2 separate regions of the Homo sapiens genome follow, and region 2 is linked to region 1. A link is a loop called in an ENCODE intact Hi-C map of the cell type or tissue named here. Cell type or tissue: heart left ventricle. All regions are shown on one strand. Links, peaks and the distances in the headings refer to the core of each region. The heading gives the core; the rest is flanking DNA. Region 1 overlaps RABGAP1L (RAB GTPase activating protein 1 like). Region 2 overlaps RABGAP1L (RAB GTPase activating protein 1 like).

What was found. Peaks named below come from ENCODE experiments on the same cell type or tissue, not always from the same donor. Only the 100,000 strongest peaks of a DNase experiment are listed, where the experiment ranks them.
Region 2: a loop joins it to region 1, with 2.8 times the contacts of the local background. A loop is called at or near these places in 1 of 110 quality-filtered maps.

What each region holds. Positions count from the first base shown.
Region 1 is chr1:174,340,863-174,349,201 of GRCh38, forward strand. All of the region lies in intron 11 of RABGAP1L (RAB GTPase activating protein 1 like), which reads left to right. Among named protein-coding and RNA genes, the nearest start is that of GPR52, 100 kb to the right of the region's middle. In heart left ventricle, for the core only: no CTCF peak of the experiment used is centred there; no DNase peak of the experiment used is centred there.
Region 2 is chr1:174,285,864-174,294,202 of GRCh38, forward strand. The region is part of intron 10 of RABGAP1L (RAB GTPase activating protein 1 like); the gene reads left to right. Among named protein-coding and RNA genes, the nearest start is that of RABGAP1L, 130 kb to the left of the region's middle. In heart left ventricle, for the core only: no CTCF peak of the experiment used is centred there; a DNase peak (open chromatin) is centred at 4,198.

The sequences.
Region 1 (8,339 bases), core at 96-8,095:
GGTTGAAATAATTTCTCAACAGTGTAAAAGCGTCTCTTTTCCTTCACGACCTTGCCAGCATCTGTTGTTTCTTGACTTTTAAATAATCACCATTCTGAGTGACGTGAGATGATATCTCATTGTGGTTTTGATTTGCATTTCTCTAATGATCAGTGATGTTGATTTTTTTTTTCATGTTAGTTGGCTGCATGAATGTCTTCTTTTGAGAAGTGTCTGTTCATGTCCCTTGCCACTTTTTAGTGGGGTTTTGTTCTTGTAAATTTCTTTAAGTTCCTGGTAGACTCTGGATATTAGATTGTTGTCAGATGGATAGATAGTTCTTTCTTAATTCATGTTATTTTCATGTGATGATAATGTGTATACAACTGTCCATCATTTTTCTAACTTCAGTGTGATAAGTGCCTCACTTCGCAACTCCCCAAATTCTGAATGCTAATATGATGCATCTTTGCCATGCTTCGTGTTACAAAATGTTGCTTGAAAGATGAAGATTAAAATTAATTTATAATTTATCTTAGAGACATTGGCACCATGCTGGTTGTATGATTTCTTTATCAACACTTCTGTAAGTGTTGTAGAATAGGATGGCATTGGATAGGAGAGAATATTAGAAGTAGGAGGGAAGTTCAGTTTAACAACTTGGATGAAAACTTGACCGCTTACTCATGTATTTTATTGACATTGTTCAGAGTACATGTTTTGCACAGATGTTTTATTTAAAATCCCTGAAGTTTGAACTGAAATGGAACTTTTCCTGTCCATTAAAATCCTTTTTTCTACTTAATGTAATTCATAGAATAATTGGGAATTGGGTGAAAATCTTTGATTTCTAAAGTTTTAAGCTATTAAAAAATTTCATTCTTATCTTTGTTTTTCAAGGCAAATAATTATCTTATGACCTGAAGATTTGTTTTGCTTAATGAAATGTGTTTCAAAAGGAGAGAAATCTTACATATCTACATGCAAAGTAGTCGTATTCTGAAAAAAGTTACACACTGATACTTATCTGAAGGTTGGAAGGCTTAATTTAAGTATCTTTCTTGATAAGTACAACCAGCCTTTAAATGATGGATAACTGAACTCTGTACTTGAAGGGTCAGTGGAGCTGGCTAAATGTTACAGTTTTTCATAGAAATTTGACTTAATTTTTAAAATCTTTCAATTTATGTGTAAGTATATTTTCCTAGGTGGTTCAGTAAAGCGTGTGTTTTAAAAGATTGTCTAGATGCAGCATGCTAAAAGAGGGAGGTAAGAATGTTTATTCATTATGGCTACAGTTTAATATGTTAATATGTTTAATACATATTAAACATTAACATTTTAACATTTTAATCAATAACATTTTAAATGGTAGCCTAATAAAGAGAGGGGATTGGTCAGAAACAGGATAGAGTTCTTATTGTTGTTGACTAATGATAAACCAAATGCAATAGAAAATCCCCAAGTGGATTTTCTCTGAGATAAACTGATAATATAATAGCATTTTCTATTTTTCCCTAGTAAGTATTGTTGATGGTTGTCAGTTCGTTTTTCCCAAGCACATGAATTAGCTAACGTGATTCTCTGTACTAATCTTAGTTTTTGACTGAGAATATCATGTACTTAACCAAATCTTTGAGATATTTAAATAAATTAACAAAACTGTAAAAATCATCTTTGTAAAGCTAGTCACTGATTTATGATTTGGGAAGATAAGCAGCTTTGTATTACTTAGAAAACAAAGAAAAATATGTAGAATTTCTGTTTTTTCTTTTTTATTGTTTAAAAATTTAAATCAACATCAGTGTGCAGATGGGTAGATAAAATAAAAATTTAAATCAACAGATGTAAAATGGACCATTCCTCTTCCCTGCCCACCAATTCTAATTCTCAGAAGAATTTTTTTTTTTTTTTTTGAGATGGAGTCTTGCTTGTTGCCCAGGCTGGAGTGCAGTAGTGCCCTCTCGGCTCACTGCAACTTCCGACTCCTGGGTTCAAGTGATTCTCCTTCCTCAGCCTCCTGAGTAGCTGGGACTACAGGCACGTGCCACCATGCCCAGCTAATTTTTGTATTTTTAGTAGAGACAGGGTTTCACCATGTTGGCCAGGATGGTCTTGATCTTTTGACCTCAGGTGATCTGCCTGCCTTGGCCTCCCAAAGTGCTGGGATTACAGGCATGAGCCACTGCACCTAGCCAGAAATTTTTTTTAACAGTTTATGTATTGTTTTCCAAGAGGAATATTCTTTATATCCTGCTTGGCAACTTGTTTTTCACCTCAAACAATGTTATGAACACTACATTAAACGATTTCTCCCTCTTTAATTGCACAGTATTCTGTGGTGTGGATATAGCATAATTTTATTTTTCCATTTCTCTTTTGAGGGTCCTATAATCATTTTCCCTTTTTATTTCCTGCTATTACAAATATACAAATAGTATGTACTCTGAAACACAAACACATATCTGGAATTGAAATTGTTGTGGTATGGAGATCTGTTTTTGTATAGGTAGTACCAAATTTCTGTCCAGAAAGATTGCAAATATATGCCCTTTCCTATTGTGTATCTGAGTACCCTTTGTCTCATAAATTTGCCAACAGTAGATATTATGTCTTTTCAATTTTTACCACTCTAGTTCACAATAAATATCTCATTTTGTTTACATTTCCCTGATTACAAGTGAGGCTTAGCAAGTTTTAAATATTTATCGGGCTAATACATTTGATTTTTTAGGTAGCCTATATGCTGTAAAACCTCATTAAGAACTGCTCTTTCTGTCAGAGATTTAATTTGACAATACCTATAGTCAAATTTTAAAAATCTGATTGGGTTCATTAGTCTGCCTGCATATTAGTCTAAAAGAAAGTCAGAAAAGTAGGGGAAGAGCCATGAAAAATCATTCCTTCTTTCCCTTCAAAAGGAGTGGGTACTCCTTTTGGATTTTTATCTGTTAAGCAGTCTATATTGTTTTGGGCTCTCAGCACATTATAGATTTACAGATCAAAATTACTAGGAAAACCAGAAATAATCCATCCTGTTTGAGGGGAGGGGATTTGTGCTTTCCCCTAGAAGTCTCTTCCTTTCTCTTAGATGTTTATTGAGTGTCTTCTCTGCCAGCACTGTAGCTGTGTAGCTGCTGGCCATTTAGGCCTGTTTCATCCCTGACTGACAGCAGCTTTACTTGGTGTGGTGGCAATAAATCAAATCAAAATGTAGTGCCATTAGAGTAAGACATCTTAATCATGTTTCAACTGACCTAAGAAATTTAAATGTTCTGGAGGATGATCTCTAGTGAGAGCTGGAGACCTTATAGTTTGTCAGGAATGTTAAGGTATATAGGGTGTCTAAAAGCATATAGTACTTGAAACTTATTTTCGTGGTGATCTCTGGAGAATGCTCTCTGTAATGATAATAACAACAATAGGAGTTAGCTTTTATTGAGCATTTACACCTGCCTGGGATTACTGTCAGCATTTTACATCTGTTCTGCATAGTGTGAGGAAGTACTTTCTGGCCTTTGGACTTTCGTTCTCATAAGTAGTTGTAGAAGGTCTGCGGCTACACAAAGTCTACTTCTTTAGGGACCTTGTGTCTAGGAGTGCTTGTATAGCCATTTTACCCTCTTTTGCTGCCTATTTAGTGATTAGGATTCAGACTAAAAAAATGATTTAGTGATTACCTTGGTGTGATCATTCACACATCATGGTGATAGTGATACAGCTGCATATTTTCAGTGAATCTTTGAATTAGAAGAGATAGAGTCATCTACTGCTTCCCTTTTTCTGAAATAGAATCCCTATAATACCTTGTGAGTGCACTGGCCACTGTGGAAACAGGCTGAGTGACTGATTCACAATGGAATTAATTCCACTTTCTAGTTATTAATAATAAGGAAAATATGTATGAAACACTTTGTGAATTATCCACTTACCAGAAGCTTTTTAACTTGATGTGATCCCTTTTGTCCATTTTTGCCTTGGTTGCCTGTGCTTCTGGGGGTATTACTCAATAAATTGTTGCCCAGACCAATGTCCTCGAGAGTTTCCCCAATGTTTTCTTATTGTAGCTTCATAGGTTTTGGTCTTAGATTTAAATCTTTAATCCATTTTGATTTGACTTTTGTATATGGTGAGAGGTGCCTAGTTTCATCCCTCTGCATATGGATATTCAATTTTCCCAGCACCATTTATTGAAGAGACTGTCCTTTCTTCAATGTATGTTCTTGGCACCTTTGTCAAAAAAGAGTTCACTATAGACATATGGATTTATTTCTGTGTCCTCTCTTCTGTTCCATTGGTCTACATGTCTTTTATTTAATGCCAACCCCATGCTGTTTTGGTTGCTATAGCTCTTTAGTATAATTTGAAGTCAGGTAATGTGATTCTTCCAGTTTTGTTCTTTTTGCTTAGGATGGCCATGGCTAGTCTGAGTCTTTTGTGATTCCATATAAATTTTAGGATTGTTTTTTCTATTTCTGTGAAGTATGTCATTGGTATTTTAAAAGGGATTACATTAAATCTGTAGAGTGCTTTGGGTAATATGGACATTTTAACAATATTGATTCTTCCAGTGCGTGAACGTGGAATATCTTTTTATTTTTTGGTGTCCTCTTTGATTTCTTTCATCAGTATTTTATAGTTTTCATTATAGAGGTCTTTCGCTTGTTTGGTTAAGTTAATTCATAGGTATTTAATTATTTTTTAGATTGTTTGCTCTTGACTTACAGAAATGCTACTGATTTTTTATGTTGATTTTTGCATTCTGCATTTTACTGAATTTATCAGTTTGAATAGTTTTTTTGGTAGAGTCTTTAGTTTTTCCAAATATAAGATCGTATCATCTCCAAAGAAAGATAATTGGCTTCTTCCTTTTCAATTTGAGTGCCCTTTATACCTTTCTTTTGTGTAATTGCTCTGGCTAGGACTTTCAGTACTATGTCGAATAACTGTGGTAAAGTTGGGCTTCCTTGTTGTGTTCCACTATCTTAGAGGAAAGACTTTCAGTTTTCACCCATTCACAGTGATACTAGCTGTGGGTCTTTTGTATATGGATTTTATTGTGTTGAGATATGTTGCTTCTGTATCCAGTTTTTTTTTGAGGGGTTTTATCATGAAGGGATTTTGAAGTTTATCAAAATTTTTTAAGCATCAATTGAAATGCTCATATGGTCTTTGTCCTTCATTCTGTTGATAATGTATCAGATTGATTGATTTGTGTATGTTGAATCATACTTTTATCTCGAGGATAAATCCCAATTGGTCATGATGAATGATCTTTTTAATGTGTTGCTGAGTTTGGTTTGCCTAGCATTTTGTTGAGGATTTTTGCATAATTGTTCAACAGGAATATTGGCCTATAATTTTCTTTTTTAAATGTGTTTTTGGTTTTGGCATCAGGACAATACTGGCCTTGTAGAATGAGTTTGGAAGTATTCCTTTCTCCTCCTTTTTTTGAAATAGTTCCAATGGGATTGATATTAATTCTTCTTTAAATGTTGGGTAAAGTTCAGTGATGAAGCCATCAGATCCTGGACTTTTCTTTGCTGAAGACTTTTTAATTACGACTTTGATCTCATTACTTCTTATTGGTCTATTCAGGTTTTGGATTTCTTCATGGTTCTATCTTGGTAAGTTGTCTGTGTCTGGGAATTTATCCATTTATTCTAAGTTTTACAATGTATTGACACGTAGCTGCTCATAGAAGTCTCTAATAATTCTTCAAATATCTGCAGTATTGGTTGTAATGTCTTCTTTTTATCTCTGATTTCATTTATTTGGGGCTTCTCTTTTTTTTTCTTAGTCTGTATAAAGTTCTATCAATTTTGTTTATCTTTTAAAAAATAACTTGTCATTTTGTTGATCTTTTGCATTTTTTTCATTTATTTCTGGTGTGATATTTATTATTTCTTTTTTTTCTCCTAATTTTAGGTTTGATTTGTTCTTGCTTTTCTAGTTCTTTAAGTTGCATCGTTAGGTTGTTTGATGTTTTTTCTACTTTTTTGATGTAGGTGCTTATAGCTATAAACTTTCCTTTTAGTACTGCATTTGCTGTATCCCATAGGTTTTAGTATGTTCTGTTTTCATTTTCATTTGTTTCAATAAATTTTAAAATTTCCTTCTTAATTTCTTCATTGACTCACTGGTCATTCAGGAGGAAGTTGTCTAATTTCCATGTGTTTGTATAGTTCCCAAAGTTCCTCTTGATTTTTAGTTTTATTTAGTTGTGGGCAGAGAAGACACTTGATATAATTTCAGTTTTTAAAATAAATTTAATACTTTTTTTTGGCCTAACTGATGACCTATCCTTGTGAATGATCCATGAGCTGAGGAGAAGAATGTATATTCTGTAGCCACTGGATCAAATGTTCTACAAATGTCTGTTAGGTCTATTTGGACTGTGGTGCAGATTAAGTTCCATGTTTCTTTATTTACTTTCTGTGTGGATGATCTGTTCATTGCTGAAAGTGGAGTGTTGAAGTCTCTAGCTATTGCATTGGGGCTGATCTCTTTCTTTAGTTCTAATATTTGGTTTATATATCTGGGTGCTCCAATGTTGGGTGCATATATATTTACAATCATTATATTCTGTTGCTGAATTGACCCCTTTATCATTACATAGTGACCCCTCTTTGTGTGTGTGTGTGTGTGTGTGTGTGTGTTTTTTTCTTTGAGACTGAGTCTTGCTCTGTCACCCAGACTGGAGTGCAGTGGTGCGATCTTGGCTCACTGCAAGCTCCACCTGCCGGGTTCACACCATTCTCCTGCCTCTGCCTCCTGAGTAGCTGGGACTACAGGCACCCGCCTCCACACCTGGCTAATTTTTTTGTATTTTTTAGTGGAGATGCGGTTTCACCGTGTTAGCCAGGATGGTCTCGATCTCCTGACCTCATGATCTGCCCGCCTCGGCCTCCCAGAGTGCTAGGATTACAGGCGTGAGCCATACAGTTTTTCTCTTGAAATCTGTTTTGTCTAATTATAGCTCCTCCTGTTCTTTGTGGCTTCCATTTGCATGGGATATCTTTTCTATCCCTTTATTTTCAGTCTGTTTTGTGTTTTTACAGGTGATGTTTATTTCTTGTAGGCAACAGATCATTGGGTCTTATTTTTTAAATCCATTTAGCCACTCTATGTGTTTTTATTGGAGAGTTTAGTCCATTTACATTCTGTATTATTATTGATAAATGAGGACTTATTCCTGACATTTTGTTATTTGTTTTCTTGTTGTTTTGTAGTATTCTCTTTCTTCCTATCTTCCTTTCTGTGAAGGTTATTTTTTTTGGTGGTGTGCTTTGAGTTTTTGCTTTTTATTTTTTGTGATCTTTTGTATGTTTTTTGACTTGAGTTACCCTGAAGCTTGTAAATAATATCTTATAACCCACTATTTTAAACTGATGACAGCTTAACACTGATTGCAACAACAAACATACTATTAGGTTGGTGCAAAAGTAATCGCAGTTTTTGCCATTACTTTCAATAGCAAAAACTGTGATTACTTTTGCACCAACCTAGTAACAAACAAGCAAAAAGAAAACTAATAAAAAATCCACACTTTACCTTCATTTGCCCCACTTCTAAACTTTTTGTTGTTTCTATTTATTTTTTATTTATTTATTTATTTTTTTTAATTTATTTTTTTATTGATAATTCTTGGGTGTTTCTCACAGAGGGGGATTTGGCAGGGTCATGGGACAATAGTGGAGGGAAGGTCAGCAGATAAACAAGTGAACAAAGGTCTCTGGTTTTCCTAGGCAGAGGACCCTGCGGCCTTCCGCAGTGTTTGTGTCCCTGATTACTTGAGATTAGGGATTGGTGATGACTCTTAACGAGCATGCTGCCTTCAAGCATCTGTTTAACAAAGCACATCTTGCACCGCCCTTAATCCATTTAACCCTGAGTGGACACAGCACATGTTTCAGAGAGCACAGGGTTGGGGGTAAGGTCACAGATCAACAGGATCCCAAGACAGAGGAATTTTTCTTAGTGCAGAACAAAATGAAAAGTCTCCCATGTCTACCTCTTTCTACACAGACACGGCAACCATCCGATTTCCCAATCCTTTCCCCGCCTTTCCCGCCTTTCTATTCCACAAAGCCGCCATTGTCATCCTGGCCCGTTCTCAATGAGCTGTTGGGCACACCTCCCAGACGGGGTGGTGGCCGGGCAGAGGCGCCCCTCACCTCCCGGACAGGGCGGCTGGCCGGGCGGGGGGGGGGCTGACCCCCCCCACCTCCCTCCAAGACGGGGCGGCTGGCCGGGCGGGGGGCTGACACCCCCACCTCCCGGACGGGGCGGCTGGCCGGGCAGAGGGGCTCCTCACTTCCCAGTAGGGGCGGCCGGGCAGAGGCGCCCCTCACCTCCCG
Region 2 (8,339 bases), core at 6-8,005, 55 kb before region 1:
ATTAATGTGGTTTATCACATTTATTGATTTGTGTACGGTGAATCATCTTGCACCCCAGGGATGAATACCATTTGATCATGTGTATGATCTTTTTACTCTGCTGTTGATTTCAGCTTGCTAGTGTTTTGTTGAGAACTTTTGCATCTGTGTTCATTTGGATTACTGGCCTATAGTTTTCTTGTGATGTCTTCGTCTGGCTTTGGTATCAGGGTAATGCTGGCCCCATGAAATGAGTTTGCAAGTATTTCCTCCTCCTCAATTTTTTTTGGAGGAATTTGTGAAGGATTGGCATTAAATGTTTGGTGGAATTCAGTGGTGAAACCATCAGGTCCTGGGCTTTGCTTTGCTGGGAGACTTTTTATTGCTGATTCAGTCTTATTATTCTTTATTGGTCTGTTCAGATTTTCTGTTTCTTCATTATTTTATCTTGGTAGGTCATATGTTTCCAGGAATTTATTTATTATTCTAGGTTATCCATTTTGTTGCCATATAGTTGTTCATAATAGTCTCTTATGATCTGTTGTATTTCTGTGGTATCAGTTATAATGCCTCTTCTTTCATTTGTAATTTTATTTATTTGAGTCCTCTCTCTTTTTTTCTTGGCTATTCTAGTTAAAGTTTTGTTTATCTTTCCAAAAAACCAGGTTTTAGTTTTGTCCATCTTTTCTGTTGTTTTACTCTTCTCTATTTCATTTATTTCTGCTCCAGTCTTTACTATTTTTTCCATATGCTAATTTGGGTCCAGTTTTTTTTCCCCTAGTTTGCTGAGATGTAAAGTTAAGTTGTTTGAGGTCTTTTTTTTCCCCATAATTTAGACATTTATCAATATAAACTTTCCCACTTAGAACTTCTTTTGCTTTATCCCATAAGTTTTGGTATGTTGTATTTCCATTTTGTTTTGTCTTAGATGTATTTTAAATTTCCTTTTGACCCATTGATTGCTCAGGAATGTGTTCTTTAGTTTCTATATATCTGAATTTTCCATTTTTCCCTCTGTTTTTATTTCTAGTTTTATACCATTGTGGTCAGAAAAGATACATGATATGATTTTAATTTTCTTGAATTTAAGACTTTTTTTGTGTGTCTTAACATATTTATTCTAAAGAATGTTCTGTGTGTGTGTGACAAGAATGTGTATTTTGCTGCTGTTGGATAGGATGTTCTTTATATGTCTATTAGGTCCATTTTTTCTATAGTGTTGTTCAAATCTGTTGATTCCTTATGATTTTCTGCCTGCATGATCTATCTACTGTCAAGAGTGGCATAATAAAGTCCCCTTTATTATTATATTGTCATTTATTTCTCCTTGCAGTTCTCTTAATACTTGTTTTATAATGAGGTACCCTGATGTTAGATGTATTACTATTTACAATAGTTAAATCTTCTTGATGAATTGACCCCTCTGTCATTATATAATGATCTTCTTTGTCTCTTCTGACAGTTTTTGACTTAAAGTCTACTTTGTCTGATATAAATATAGCCACTCTGTTCTCTTTTGGTTAACATTTGCATGGAATATCTTTTTCCATCCCTTCATTTTCAGCCTGTGTGTTCTCAAAGCTAAAGTGAGTCTCTTGTAGGTAGCATATTCTTGGATCTTAATTTTATATCCATTCAGTCACTCTATATCTTTGTTTTTGTTTTGAGAAGGAGTCTTACTTTGTTGCCCAGATTGGAGTACACTGGTGACTTGATCTTGGCTCATTGCAACCACCATCTCCTGGGTTCAAGTGATTCTCCAACCTCAGCCCCCCGAGTAGCTGGGATTACAGGTGTGCACCACCACACTTAGCTGATTTTTGCTTTTTTATTACAGACAGGGTTTCACTGTGTTGGCCAGACTGGTCTTGAACTCCTGACCTCAAGTAATCTGCCCGCCTCAGCCTCCCAAAGTGCTGAGATTACAGGTGTGAGCCATAGCACCCAGCCTACTCTATATCTTTTGATTGAATAATCCTTTTACATTTAATTATTGGTAGGTAAGGACTTATTATTGTCATTTTATTAATTTTTAAAATGGTTTGTAGTCCTTTGTTCCTTTCTTTCTCTTTTGCTGTCTTTCTTTATAATTTGGTGACTTTTTGTGATGGCAGGCTTTTATTTCTTTCTATTAATCTTTTGTGTATCTACTGCAGGATTTTGCTTTGTAATTACCATGAGGCTTACATAAAATATAATTATTACATGTTATTTTAAGCCAGTAACAACTCAACTGTGTTTGCATACAAAAATTCTACACTTTTACTCCCCCATCTCTCATATTTTAGGTTATTGATGTTACAGCTTTTAATATTGTGTGCCCATTAAAATTATTTTAGCTATAATTATTTTTAATATGTTTGTTTTTAACTTTTATACTAGAGTTGAAAGTGATATACATACCACCACAAGAATATTAGAGAATTCTGATTTTGACTATCTATTTGCTTTTACCAGTGAGTTTTATACATTTATATGTTTTTACATTGTTAATTAGTATCCTTTCATTTCAACTTGAAGAACTTTGGCATTTCTTATAAGGCAGATCTTTGTGATGATGAACTCCTTTAGTTTTTGTTTGTTGGGGAAAGTCTTTCTCTCTTTCATTTCTGCTGTACAGCTTTGCCAGGTATAGTATTCTTGGTTGAGGATTTCTTTTCTCTTTCAATATATTGAATATATTATTCCACTGTTTCCTCTCCTGCAAGGTATCTGCTGAGGAATCCACTTACAGTCTTACAAGGGCTCTTTTGTATGTGACAAGGTGCTTTTCTCCTGCCATTTTCATAATTCTCTCTTTGTCTTTGACTTTTGACAATTTAATTATACTATGTCCTGGTGTAGACTTTTCAGCCTGTTTGGAAATCTATGGGTCTCATAACTTTGACTGTCCTCTTCTTTTCCTAAATTTGGGATCTTTTCAGCCATTATTTCTTTATATAGATTTTTCAGTCTCTTTATCTGTCTCTTTTCCTTCGGATACTTCTGGAATGCTTATGTTGTTTTGCTCGATGGTGTTCCAGGTATCCTGTAGACTTTCTTCACTCTTTGTTTGTTTGTTTTTGCTTCTCTAACTGGATAATTTTAAGTGACTCATCTTTGAGTTCACTGATTTTTTATTCTTCTGCTTGGCCAAGTCTGCTGTTGAAGCATGCTATTAAATTTTTAAATTCAGTCATTGTATTCTTCAGCTTTATGATTTTTTGTAAAGAGGGTGCAGGGTCTCACTGTGTCACCCAGCCTGGAATGCAGTGGCACAATCATAGTTCACTGTAACTTCGAACTCCAGGGCTCAAGTGATGATCCCACCTTAGCCTCCCAAATAGCTAGAAAAACAGGCATGGGCCACCACACCCACCTAATTTTTTAAAAATAACTTTTGTAGAGACAGGGTCTTGCTGTTTTGCTTAGGCTTGTCTTGAATTCCTGGTCTCAAGAGATCTTCTCGCCTGGCCTCCCAAAGTGGTAGGATTATAGGCATAAGCCACTGTGCCTAGCTGGATTTTAAAAATGGTTTTTATTACTTTGTTGAACTTATTTTGTTAATGTATTGTTTTTCTGATTAGTTGTCTGTGTTTTCTTGTAGTTCACTGATTTTTAAGAGTATTATTCTAAATTCTTTGTTAGTTACATATCTTCATTTGTTTAGGGTCAGTTATTACAGCTTTATTAGTTTCCATTAGTGGTATCATGTTTCCCTGATTCTTTGTGATCCTCATATCATTGTATTAGTGTCTGCACAATTTAGGAAGTGATCACCTCTTCTAGCCTTTACATGTTCACTTTGGCAAGGAAAGATCTTTACTAGTCTGCCAAGCCTGGGCTTCTGGTTGGGCCAGCTGGTAGCATATGCAGGTAAGTGAGGCTGGGGTCTCTGATCTGGTGGGGCTGCTGCCGTTGCTCTAAGGTTGGGTGGAGCTCTCTTGTTGGGCAGGCCCCCTGACTGGTATCTGAGGTCAAGTGGGACTGTTGGTTGGGCTTTGTAATTGCCTCTGGTTGGGTGAGGCTGCAGGCTGTGCCCCAAAGTTAGGCGGGGTTGCTGGCTGGGCTCTACAGCTGGATGGCATTACAGTCAGGTAGGGATACTGATTGGACTCCCTGATTGGTTGGGGCTGGAAGCTGTGCCCCACTGTTTGATGTAGTCATTGGCTAGGCTCCCTGGTTGGGTGGGATTGCAGGTTATACTCTGGGCTGCTGGCTTGGTTCCCTGCCTGGGCATGGTTGCCATCTGTGCTTTGCAGCTGGGCTGGATTGCTGACTGGGAAACCTAGACACCCAGTACTGCCAACCATACTCCCTGGCCAGACTGGGTGCCAGGATTGCTTTGCAGGTGGGAGGAGCTGCTGCCTGGGCTCCTTGTCAGGTGAAGCTGTCAGCAGGGATGTGTGGTGCCATTGCCAAGATACATGTGCTTGTTGCATGTGGTCTAGTCCTGACAATTCTCAATATTCTGTAGGAGAAGAGATATAATTTGGCCTTTTGGGAAGCATGCTGGAATATTGGGAAAGCTAGATGTTCACCTTGTGCTGCTGGTGAAACCATAGACTCAGCAAATCTCTCTTGGCATGAGGCTGTTTTGGCCTGGGGTAGTGGCAACATCATCAAATTGAAATTGCTCCACTTATACTTCCAATACAACTTTTCTAAGTTTTGTGCTTCTGGAATTTTTGCAAAGATGTTCTTGTATGTAGATAGTTGCTAGTTGGTATTTCTGTGATGGGGACTAGAGCTTGGGACCTCCTATTCTGCCATCTTGCTGATGTCATTCCTCAGAACACACATGTTTTTGATATTACTATAAATTGTATTCTTTAAATTTTAATTTTTTATTGTTTATTTTTAGAATACATAAAGACTTGATTTTTGTATATTAGCCATATTTCCCGCAACTTTGCTAAATTAACTTGTTTTCTTTTTCTTGGTTTTTTTTTTTTTTGAGACTGAGTTTCGCTCCTGTTGCCCAGGCTGAAGTGCAATGGCGAGATCTCGGCTCACTGCAGCCTCTGCCTCCTGGTTTCAAGTGATTCTCCTGCATCAGCCTCCCGAGTAGCTGGGACTACAAGCATGTGCCACCACACCTGGCTAAGTTTTAATTTTTTGTAGAGATGGCTCTTGCTATGTTGCCCAGGCTGGTCTTGAACTCTTGGACTCAAGCAAGCCTCCCACTGCAGCCTTTTAAAATGCTGGGATTACAGGCATGAGCCACTGTGCCCAGCTCTTTTAGATTCTTAATGCTTTCTCTATATATTATCATGTTGTCTGCCAATAAAGGTAGTTTTCTATCTGAATGCCTATAAATTCTTTTTCTTCTCTTGCTTAGTTTTTTTCTTCCCCCTGTGAACAGTGTTGAAACTCTATCAAATATTTTTCTGCATCTTTGTGGTTTTTCCCCCTTTTTTTCTTATCAATATATTGAATTACATTGATTTTTTTTAAACATTAAGCCAACCTTGCATTCCTTAGGAAAAGTCACCCTTGGTGATGATGGTATTCTTTTTATATATCACTTTATTGACCCAGTAATACATTTTAAAAATAATTTTTATGTCTATTTTTATGAGACATTGGTTTATAGTTTTCTTATAATGTCTTTGTTGGATTTTAGTGTTCATGTAGTATGGTACCTCAAAAAATGAGTTGGAAATTGTTTCTTCCTATATTTGCTGGGAGAATTTTTATAAGATTTGTATTATTTCTTCCTTAATTGTTGGATAGAGTTCACCAGTGAAACCATCTGGGCCTATAGTTTACTTTATGGGAAGCCTTTTAAATCACGAATTTAATTTCTTTAGTAAATATTGGATTTATTCCACTTATTATTTTTTAAATTTCTTGAAATGTTGGTGATTTGTCTTTCAAGGAATGTTTCAATTTTATTTGGTCTATTGCACAAAATATTGACCTATTTTTTTTAAACATCTATAGGGTTTGTAGGATCTTCCTTTATTCCTGACATTGGTTAATTTATTTGTTTTCTCCCTTTGTTTTAATCAGTCTAGGTAGAAGTCTGTAACTTATTGACATTTTCCCTCCAAAGAGCCAGATTTCGGGTGGTTTGATTTTCTTATTTTTTTTTCTGTTTTCTCTTCAGTTTATTCCCTTTGTTGTTTCATTATTTTTCCTGCTTTGGGTTTCACTTGTGTTTCTTTTTCTGGCTTCATGTGAAGATTAGATCATTTATTATTATTATTATTATTATTATTATTATTATTATTGACAGGGTCTTGCTCTGTCACCCAGGCTGGAGTGCAGTGGCACGACCATAGTTCACTGTAGTGTTGAACTCCTGGGCTCAAGCGAGTCTCCCATCTCTGCCTCCTGAGTAGCTAGGACTACAGGTACATCCATCATGCTTGGCTTTTTATTTTTGTATGGATGGGGTGTTGCTATGTTGCTCAGGCTGGTCTCAAATTGCTCAAGCAGTTCTCCTGCCTTGGCCTCCCAAAGTGCTAGGATTACAGGTGTGGGCCATTGCACCTACCTAATCTTTTTTTTTTTTTTTTTTTTTTTTTTTTACTGCTTTTTTCCTAATACTTTTGTATTTCTAAGGTTTAAACCTTCCCTCTAACCACTGCTTTAGCTGCATTCCATGAACCTTAATATATTGTGTGTTCATTTTAATTATATTTGAAATATTTTCTAATTTCCCTTGTTATTTCTTTTGTGTCCTATGGGTCATTCAGAAGCATATTGTTTGATTTTCCAATATTTTTAGATTTTCCTTTTTTTTGCTATTGACTTCTGATTTAGTTTCATTTTGGTCACAGAGTATACTCTATATGATTTGAATTCTTTTAAACTGTTCAGACTTATTTTATGACTCAGCATATGGTCTACTGTGAATTTTTCAAGAGTACTTGTAAGGGATGTGTGCTCTGCAGTTGTTGAGTGGAGTATCCTATAAATGTCCATTATGTCAAGTTCTATAATAAGATTTTCCTGTGATCTTTACTCAGTAGATCAACAATTTCTATGACTATTACTGTAAGCAACAGTAGTAATAGCCACTACTAATTATTTTTTAATTAGTTTACTACATACCATACCCTCTTCTAAGCACTTTACATGGATTAATTTGTGTAATCTTCAGTAATCTCTATTGAGGTGTAAGTGCCATTATTACCTCCATTCTCTGGATTTGTACTTAGGCACAGGTAGGTTATTAGGTGGTGGACCAGGAATTGAATCTAAGCAGTTTGACCCTAAAACTTACACATAAAATGTTTATGGAAAGTGGAAAATTATGATAATCTAACACTAAAATTAGGATTTTTTTTTTTCCTGAAAACTTTTTTTCATGAACAGTAGTTTTTTTTGGTTATATTCTTCTTCAATTTGGTTTTTCCTTACTTGCACCATCTTGATGCTGGTATCACTATTTAAATTAGTTATATGAAGAGTTTGTAAAGAAAATCTAAGGACTTGTAACATTGGAAACATTGACAGTGTACTTGCCCTTACTCCTTTAACAAAATAGGCTCTTGGCTGGTAAAATTCAGTGATTTATGATCCTGATCCATGAAGAGCACTCTGCTCATATGGGGTTATTTGAAAACTGTTTGCCAAAAAGATTTCTGCTCTAAAAGCCTTTCTAAATGAATGAACATTTGGTATTTTCTTGTTACATGCTAACTCCACTGGCTTAAAGCTTTACTGGTTGTTAAAATGTCAACATCTCCAGGAAATAGGTCATAATAACTTTTACTAGTTGTATTGTCCTTATTGGTAGTGACTTTAATAAGATTCTTTCCTTTAGTCTAGGTTTTATTAGGGGTCAAGGTAAAGAAATGAAGAGGGCATTTCTACTTGAAGTGTCACTATATTGAGCAGGAAAGGCCAAAGTCCTGTATCACTTACAATTTCACTGAGATGCCGGTATTCATTTTAGAAATGATTTTCAATGTTTAGTTTAGTTTATTAAACACTTATTGAGTGCCTACAGTGTGGTAGGCATTATGCATTATGTGATAGGCATTATGCTATGTTGGGGATATTTGAATGAGTATTATCTATTCTCTGTTCTAAAACAGTAAACAATATACTGGTAAAAATGTTACAATACTAGATGATAATGGAACAATAGAAGTATATACATAGTTCAGAAGCAGCACTCACTCATCACCCTTATCACCCTTATTGGAGTTCAGTTAGACATCCTAGGTTTGTATCCAGTTTACTCTGGTGTATGTTTCACAGCTGTATAACCTTAGGCAAGATATTAGTAGTCTCTGAAATGGGGATTATAATTATGCCACCCCAAAAGATTGTCATAGTGAATAAATACTAATTCATTTAAGACCCTTAGAACAATGCTTGCTACCTGATAAACAACAAATATGAGTTATTATTGTTGTTAGTAT